Linked DNA regions of Homo sapiens: region 1 is linked to region 2. The links are chromatin loops, found by intact Hi-C in ENCODE. Cell type or tissue: CD4-positive, alpha-beta T cell. All regions are shown on one strand. Links, peaks and the distances in the headings refer to the core of each region. The heading gives the core; the rest is flanking DNA. Region 1 has its middle 57 kb from the start of LRRC74B. Region 2 overlaps AIFM3 (AIF family member 3).

Region 1 (4,388 bases), core at 293-4,292, 120 kb before region 2:
AGGTAGCCAATATATATGGTCATGTGATGTGCTACTGTGCTCTCCAGCCTGGGTGAGAGAATGAGACTCTGTCTCAAAAAAAAAAAAAGAAAGGGAATCATGTAAGCGATAACTCAATCACTGGTTGTTATCAAACATATACACAGAAAAAAAATACAATGTAGCAAAATACATATCCAAACCAATACAAAGAACTTGAGTAGACATCTCTGCAAAGATGACACAAAATTGACCAACATGTAAGAGAAACGGTCCTCAACGTCTCTCATCAGAAAAAAAATGTACCTCAAAACCACATTCAGATGCCGTTTCACTTTTATTGAAATAAATGTTACTAAAAAGTTTTTTTTTAATTTTTTGAGACAGGGACTCAGACTTTGTCACCCAGGCTGAAGTGCAGTGTCGTGATCCCAGCTCACTGCAGCTTTGACCTCCCTAGCTCAGGTGATCATCCCACTTCAGCCTCTCAAGTATCTGGGACTACAGGTGCACACCACCATGCCTCATCCTCCCAAAGTGCTGGGATTACAGGCATGAGCCACTGTTCCTGGCCACAAAATTTTAAAAAGAATGCTGGTATGGATTTGGAGAAAAGGGAACTCTTATACCCTGTTGATGGGAAGATAAATTAGTACATATTCTATGGTAAAAAGTTGGAAGTTGCCATTTTCAAAAAACTGAAAATACAATTACCAGAAGGTCAATGTGGGCAGATTACTTGAGCTCAGGAGTTCGAGACCAGCCTGGGCAACATGGCAAAACCCTGTCTCTACAAAAAATTTAAAAACTTAGCCAGGCATGGTGGTGTGTGCCTGTGGTCTCAGCTACCATAGACTGAGGTGGGAGGGCTGCTTGGGCTGTGGAGGTAGAGGCCACAGTGAGCTGTGATTGCACCACTGCACTCCAGCCTGGGTGACAGAAGAAACCCCGTCTCAAAGAAAATGACAGAAAATGCAAATACTGTAAGATCTAGCAATCCCACTACTGGGTATAACTCCAGAGCAAATGAAATCGGCACCAGAGATCAGAAAGACACAATGGGGACAGGAGAGTTTCTTCATGAAATCATTTTGAGGAAACTGATATCCATATGCAAAAAAGAAAAGAAAAGAAATAGGACCCTTCTGTTACACGATACACAAAAATCAACTCAAAATGGATTAAAGATTTCAACACAAAACCTGAAACCACAAAACATTATTAAATTCCTGTAAGAAAAGATAGGGGGAGCTTACTTTCAGGACAACTTGAATCCATGCTCATCAGTTGGAAAGAGTTTCAAAAAGAAAAAGAGGAATACATAAGGGGTAAAAACCTCATGGAGAATGGAATGGTTTGTGAATGATTTTTTTAAATTGGGGACCAAAATCACAAGCAAGGAAAGCAAGAACAACCATGTGAGGCTACAAGAAACTGAAAAGCTTCTGTGCCACAACGGAAAAAATGAGCCCGAAGTTTGGACGAAAGTTTTGAGGAATCATATAACTGCTAAGGGGTTCTTACCGAAAATATACAACACATTAACAGTACTAAATAGCAATTTAAAACAACAACAAAAAATAATCCACCCCAAACTGGGCAGAGGCCCAGAACAGACATTTCTGCAAAGAGGACAAAAAACCCACACCGAGGAGTCCCTCGCCCCTGGTCAGGCGGCCACGGTGGGAGGGACACGAGAGGACACGCGCTGCCCAAAAGTGAAGAAGAGTGACCCCTGGGTCCTGATGGCAGGAACGAAGATTTAAAAATGCAGCAAGGCCCAATGCAAATCCTCCCTCTGAGGCTTGGACACGAGGCAGCCAGCCAGAACTGGGCCTGGCCCTGACTCCAACCTGAGCGGGGCTTCCCTCTCTCTCCCTCTACACAGGGGAGGTTCCCTCAGAAAAAGTCTTTTTCTGTTGTTGGTTTGGTTTTTTTTTTTTTTTTCAGAACTAGAAATGTATTTATTTATTTATTTATTTTTAATAAAAACCAAGATTTTTTTATTATTATTATACTTTAAAGTTTTAGGGTACATGTGCACAACATGCAGGTTTGTTACATATGTATACATGTGCCATGTTGGTGTGCTGCACCCATCAACTCGTCATTTAGCATCAGGTATATCTCCTAATGCTATCCCTCCCCCCTCCCCCCCACCCAGAAAAAGTCTTAAACCCCTAAAAATACCACAGTCTGCTACACTTGACACCCTCAAAAGCCTTCAGAGAATGAATACCACTGTAAAATAAATACTAAAACACTACAAGAGAAAGAGGAAAACCAGGGAGAACAGGAGAGGAATGAACAGAACATACCAGAAAACTAAAGCTTCTGTACTCACCATGCAGGAAAAATGCCAGGGAAAAGTGCATGGCAGCTTCCTCCTCAGCACTCAGGGCCCAGACAGGAGCGGTTTTCTCCCCAGGACACAGCTCCAAGTCGTCCAGAAGCCTCCGTGATGCCCCTCCTGGCGGGTCCTGAGGGTATCAGAGCTCCTCTCCTCCTCACGGTGGATGCCGCCACTCACTCCATGCAGCACCTGCGGGGAGAACACTGCAAGAGCACGATGTGGGGCAGAAAAGGTGGTTGGGGCGCCCCCTGATGGTCACGGTGCAGAGTGAAGAATGATCTCATCCCATGGTCAGCATCGGCCCAGGCTGCGGCCCCATCGCCCAGGAACTCCTCCCGCTCCTGCTCGGCGTGGGGTGCCACAGCCACCTCCTACTCTTCTGCTACTGTCAGTGCTGCCTGTCTTCTTGGTGCTCCAACGCTGACAATTTGGGGAGACATAAACACTTAGGCTATAGCAAGGAAAATCCAGAATGGTGGTGGAAGAGAAGGACTTAGCATCAGTCACAGTGTGAGACCAGCAGCAGCAACAGGACCTAGGATTCATTCCAATGAGAATCACCTGGAAATCTCCCCCAGGAAAAGAGATCAAACAGATTCCTGGAGGAAATGCTCTTGGGGTTTCTTTAAAGAAGCTAGTGGGACTAAGTAACACAAGACTGGGGCTTTTGTGGAAAGAGTGATGTCCACTAATAATGTCCTCTTAAGGACTGAACATCTCTTCCCAAATAGCTGAATGTGATCGGCAGTAGGCATCAGCTGAGACCTTTTATGACGGCCCTTGGGTAAGGAATCACTCAAGCTCCCTCACTCTTCCAGGGACACAGTTAGCACGGTGATGAAGCTCCAGCGCTCTCACCACCTCTAGACTCTGAGGGGCCATCCCAGCTCCAGAGCTCCCCACAGAAGTGGCTCTGTTTGTTGTAGGTGCATCACACCGAGGCTGGTTCTTTAAATTAACCCTGGGAGTGTGATGAAACCAGCAGTAAGTAGAAAGGACAGAAACAGGGAGTTGCTGCTACAAGACCCGAAAGTGCAGGAGGATGAGGGTGCACTCCTTCACCCCCACAGACACACACTAGAGGACCTCAGTCCCCAGCTTCAAGTGTCTGTGAGTGCCTAGGAGAGAGTCATGCCCACAGACATCCTGCATTGTAGGTCAACATCAAGCCCACCCAATAGCTCTGGTGCTCAATTCTCAAGAGATAACAAACAGCCAAACAAAACTTAAGGCTTTGATGTTTGGTGGTGACAGAGGCAGGAAAGAGCAGGTCACATGGAAAAGATAATCTTTGAGTAGTAAAGCAAGGAAAGATGAGCACACACATGACACTTAAAGGCCATAGATGATGGCTCTTTTAATTATGTCACTTTTTTTTTTTTTTTTTTGAGACAGAGTCTCACTCTGTCGCCCAGTCTGGAGTGTAGTGGCATGATCTCAGCACCGCAACCTCCGCCCTCCCAGGTTCAAGTGATTCTGGTGCCTCAGCCTCCCAAGTAGCTGGGATTACAGGCGCCCACCACTACGCCTGGCTAAGTTTTGTATTTTTAGTAGAGATGGGGTTTCACCATGTTGGCCAGGCTGAGCTCAAATTCTTGACCTCAAGTGATTCACCTGCCTTGGCCTCCCAAAGTGCTGGGATTACAGGCATGAGTCACCACGCCCAGCCAAGATACCCGATGTAAATCAAAATTAAAAGAATGCAAAACCATAAAGCACAAAATATATGCACATGTTGAGGTTAAAGGAACTCTCTTCTAGATTTCCTGATTCTGGTTGCTGAAGTGCAACCTTTCTCATCCCTTTCCTGTCCTGACTTTTCTGGGGCTCTAAGCCCATCCTTATCTGGCCCCCTGGGGGAGCTAGGTCTGCATATGGGATCTTGAGTAAAGAAGGAAATGAGAAAAAGCCTCAGGCAAAGGAAGAGCATGGACATGCAAAGGCCCTGGGGAGAAATAAGTATGACAGAGAAAGGGACTGGAAGAAGAGTCTTGAACATCTGCAAAGTGCAGACACACATTGGGCTAGAAACTGTGCTTTTACTGAGCAATTTCAC
Region 2 (4,388 bases), core at 247-4,246:
CCCAATAGAGGGAGAAGAGGCAGGGCTTGTCCTGCCTCCAGTGCCAGCTGTCAGTGGCAGCAGAGGCCTTGAGGGTTGAGCATCTTCTGGATCCAGCAGAGGCCTCCCAGGAGGGGAGCCAGGTGGCTGAAGGCAAGCACTGGGAGGGCTCAGGTTCTGCCCTGGGGGATCCTGGGACTGGAGATTGGCACCTGCCCCCAAGGCTTGGCCTGTGCCCTTGGTGCCCCCTTTGCCTGCCCAAGTCTACTGCATGTGAGCTCAGGATCCTTTCCCCGTAAGCCAGGACATGTCGCCAGTCCTGCAGGAGTGAGGGGAGGAGGGGTCAAGACAGAAGAAAACAGGCTCTCCACTCTGGGCACCCTGAACAGCTGGCCCTTGAGGACAGCAGGGGGTCTGTTCTGTGCCAGACCCTAGTGCCCAGCAGGGAGGTGTACTTGGACAGAGGGAGATAAGACCATTGGGTGGAGGGTCTGGGCTGACATGGGAAAGGCTCAGAACGGTCAACATGAAGGACACACGTACTTGCTGTGCAGCACAAACAGCCTTCACGAAGGCAAGAGAGAGAAACGGAGAGAAGGCCAAGGAGAGAGCATGTCATTTATCATGTCCCCTTCTGGTCCTCCATTGTTTCCAGCCTGAAGCCTGCCCCTGTCTCATAGCCTCCCAGTGGCCTCCAGGCTGTCCCCAGTCCCTGGGAGCTCTCTCCCAGAGGGTGAATCTCATTGACACCACACCAGGATAAGGGAACTGGCTGGTGTTGAGTGAAACCTAGAACCACCCCCACCATCTATGTGGAGGGCATACCCAGGGCATCAGTAGCTGCATTTCCCACCTAGCTTCTGCCAGGCTCAGCACAACTATGTCCAGTTAGGTGTCCCACGCCTGGTGATTGCCCATGCATTGGGCCCTGACCCCTTCCCACAGCACTGGCCCTGCCTGGTGACACACATCTCTATCCCTTCCATCCACCATGAACACATAACCAGCCTGCTCTCAAACCATGATCCTTGCCCCACACCTCCCTGTAGTCCTGTAAGCCTCAGGCGATGCAAACCAAGAGGGGAAAGGCCCTGGAGGGTTGTGGGGGCGGCTGGCTGTCATAGGCACCTTAGCCAGTACTCCAGGGAACTACTCCCACCCCCAGGCTTCCCACACCCACACTCACTCCACCTCCCGCTTCCGGATGGCACGGCCTGAGGCCAGCACCTCAGCGACCTTGGACACAATGGGATCGTAGTTCATGCTGGCCACGGCGATCACCTCGTCGCCTCTGCAAGGAGAGGATGGCCAAGCCTGAGGACTGCGAGGCAGCAGCCCCTTTTTGAAAACCCTGATGCACTGCTGTCCATCTGGGGCCCAGGGAAGGACCTACCCCAGGGCAACAAGAATGGCCTGAGCACCCAGCCCTCCCTGCTTTGCACATCGCGGCTTGACCGTGCACAAGCTTCGGGCTTTCCTAAGGAAGCTCCAGCACTCCTCAGCGGGGCTCAGGGCTGGGCTCTTGTTCTGGGATTTTGCCTGGGATGAATCCCCCTTCCCGACTGAGCTCCCGCTGCTTCGCGCCAAGCTGCACCCCGGTGCTCTCACTTAGTGTAAAAAGCCACAAACTTCAGCTCCTCCAGATCCCCCTGGATGATGACGTCGTCGAAGCCTTCTCCGTAGCCTGTGGGCCGGGCAGGTGGGTGGCACCCACGTGAGCCGGGGGAGGGAACGAGACGTCACAGGATCCCCTCCTAACCCCGCCCAGGCCCTGCTCCATACGTCCTTTTAGGTAGTTCGTAGCCTTGCCGCCAGCGAGTTCTTACCGGCCTCTTCCTAGTGCGGTCATAGCCCTGCCCCTAGGCTCCCAGCCCCGCCCCACACCCAAGCCCCGCCCCTAAACGCCCTCGGCCCCGCCCCCATCCGAGGCCCCGGGGTTACCCGCGTAGCGCAGGCTCTTGCCAAACATGGCGGTCCAGAGGTAGGGCACAGTGCTCATCTCCGCCTCCTGCGCCAACATGTTCTGGGCTGCCACGCGCCCTGCGGGACCCAGGGCCGTGAGAACCCTAACTCTCGCTCTTACCACTCCCACACTACCTGCTCCTGATGCCCTGGGGACCCCTGACACGTGTGGCTACTCCTCCTGGTCTCCCCAGAGGTCAAGAGACATCATTGTTCAGCCCACTGCTCACTTGCACCTGCAGCTGACTGGTGCAGGGGAACACCTGCCTCAAAGCTAGCCACTTGATTGCTTCCTTAAAGAATCTGAATAAAGTGCCCTGACTCTGGAAGGTCTGCTTCTTGGGGTTGGGGGAGTACGCCACCATTTCAGCTGTGCACACAGACACCTAATCAGACGTATCAGGTCTGAAGAGGGAGGAAAATGGGGCACAAGTACACAGGGAAGCACAGATGACAGCCACACACAAGGCCCCAAAGAGACCAGTGTGGATGGCTCCCCAGTTCCTATGAGGCCCCAGTAGACCCCTGTAGTTGGATGTACTTCAAAGTCCCCTAAACTCTCTCAGTTAAATCCTAATTATACTTGGCTGATAAGTTGCCTTGGTTACTTACAACCTAGCAACAACTTTCGACTTTGGACTTGAATAGAAATTGGTACCAGAAGTGGGGTTTCAAGCAGCAGACCCTCAGGTGTAAAGGCAGAGGAAAGGGGAGATGGGTGCAGAGAAGTCCTTTGTCCCAGGCTGGGAGTCTGGCAGTCCTCTCTCTGAGGCAGTGAGGCAACTAATGTGATGGCACCTGCAGCTTAGGGGCCCAGACCAGATGTGCACAGTGGATGAGGCTTGGGGGACTTGGTGGCCAGCAAACATCAGGAGGGGAAAGCTATTCCTCAGAAAGCACAGTGCCTCCACTGAGCCCACGTCTCTGGGCTCAGATGGCACCTCGGGGACCTGCATGAGGCTGAACTGAGTTCACAGAGATACTTGAGTGGCCCAAGGGAAACAGAGGCATAAATGGGAAGGTGATCCACTAAATCCCTCCCTCCCTCCCCAGGGTAATGCACAGGTTGATCAGGAATTCTGCAGAATATATGTCCTTGAAGACAAAAAAGGGAGAGACTACCAGAAGGAAAACTGAGATTGAGGAGCTATGGCTGGCTCAGTGGGGTGTCGCTCTCTGTGTTGGCTGGATCGCCGAGATGAGGCTGGCCAGAGAATCCACATCAGAGCTTTGATGCCTAACAGTGTCCAGGACCCAAGGTCAGCAACTGAGGCATGGGCATGGGGACACTGAGACCCTGAGACTCCCTCCCACCCCTCCATGTGCCTCGGGACTGGCCATACCCTGAGCATGAGCCATCTGCCAATGTGGAATGTTCACTTTGCGGTTGTTCCTCCAGGCAAGGGGGAAGGTGACAGCATCGCCAGCTGCAAACACGCCTGGGACATTGGTCTGCATCATCTGTAGAGAGAGGGCCCAGAGCTCCATGGGTGTGACAGGGGCCCTGACCTGAACCTCCTGCCACTCCCAGCCCAGCACCGGGTCCTCCCCACCCAGTGCCATCCACCCCACCTTGTTGACAGGGATGAAGCCTCGGGAATCCAAACCGATGCCGCTTTGCCTCAGGAAGCCTGTGGCGGGCACTGCACCTGACAGGACGGAAGCCTGTGTCCACTCCCCTGTCCCTGCCTTCTGCGTAGTCACTCTCCACACCCTACAGCATGCGCTTGATGTGCCAGCCCCAGACTGATCCTCCAGGGGCTGTCTACCTGAGGCCTTCATGCACCCTGGTCCCCACTACCCGGTCTCCCACAGACCCGGTGCCTCCCGCAAGACCTCAGATATCACCTTCTCCAAGAAGTGCTCCATGAGGCCCTTAAGTGGAGGGACAGCATGCCATACCTCCTCAGCCCCTGCAGGTGCTACCACCTCCCATCTTGGCCCCTACCCAAATTGGCACTTCAGCTGGAGCAGAAGCCAGTTCGAGTCTCGTCTATGTCAACTCTCGCAGGGCATGGAGATGAGTGTTACTGGGCAGCGGGCACTGGGAGCATCCACTGTGCCAGGCCTGGGCTGAGCCCAGTACATACCTTCCCCAACAGCTCCGTAAAGTGGGGGCGGTTGGGGGTTCCCATTTGACAGATGTGGTGGAAACTGAGGCTCTGGGAGGGGAAGGGACTAGCCCAAGGTCACATGTGAGCATGTGCAGACGGCTGGGCTGCTTTGTGCCTGCCTGCCCACACACCAACTCACCAATGCCCACCACGCAGACGTCAGCCCGCACGACCTTGCTGCTCTTCAGCACAACCTCCTTCAGCTGTGGGGAGTGGGTGGATAAACAGGTGGACCCAGCTCCCAGGCTCAGGGGACAGAGGACAGAAAGCAGCAGGGAGAAGGGAGAAGGGCCCACCTTTCCCTCCTGGCCCCGCAGCTCAGACACCTCCGTC

Evidence for each region. Peaks named below come from ENCODE experiments on the same cell type or tissue, not always from the same donor. Only the 100,000 strongest peaks of a DNase experiment are listed, where the experiment ranks them.
Region 1: it touches region 2 in a loop (2.4-fold over the local background); 2 of 110 quality-filtered maps call a loop at or near these places.

Annotation. Positions count from the first base shown.
Region 1 is chr22:21,101,162-21,105,549 of GRCh38, reverse strand. It overlaps the pseudogene BCRP2. Among named protein-coding and RNA genes, the nearest start is that of LRRC74B, 57 kb to the right of the region's middle. RefSeq lists enhancers at 2,669-2,718, 2,167-3,138. In CD4-positive, alpha-beta T cell, for the core only: CTCF peaks have their summits at 2,383 and 2,582 (motif pointing left); a DNase peak (open chromatin) is centred at 2,569; H3K27me3 peaks cover 528 bases.
Region 2 is chr22:20,976,902-20,981,289 of GRCh38, reverse strand. AIFM3 (AIF family member 3) reads right to left here. Exons shown (of 21, transcript NM_001386814.1): 13 at 4,352-4,388; 14 at 4,195-4,258; 15 at 3,514-3,590; 16 at 3,285-3,402; 17 at 1,921-2,019; 18 at 1,588-1,663; 19 at 1,166-1,270; 20 at 523-543; 21 at 1-298. The coding sequence ends at 259. Among named protein-coding and RNA genes, the nearest start is that of LZTR1, 3.2 kb to the left of the region's middle. RefSeq lists an enhancer at 1,596-1,890. In CD4-positive, alpha-beta T cell, for the core only: no CTCF peak of the experiment used is centred there; a DNase peak (open chromatin) is centred at 1,749.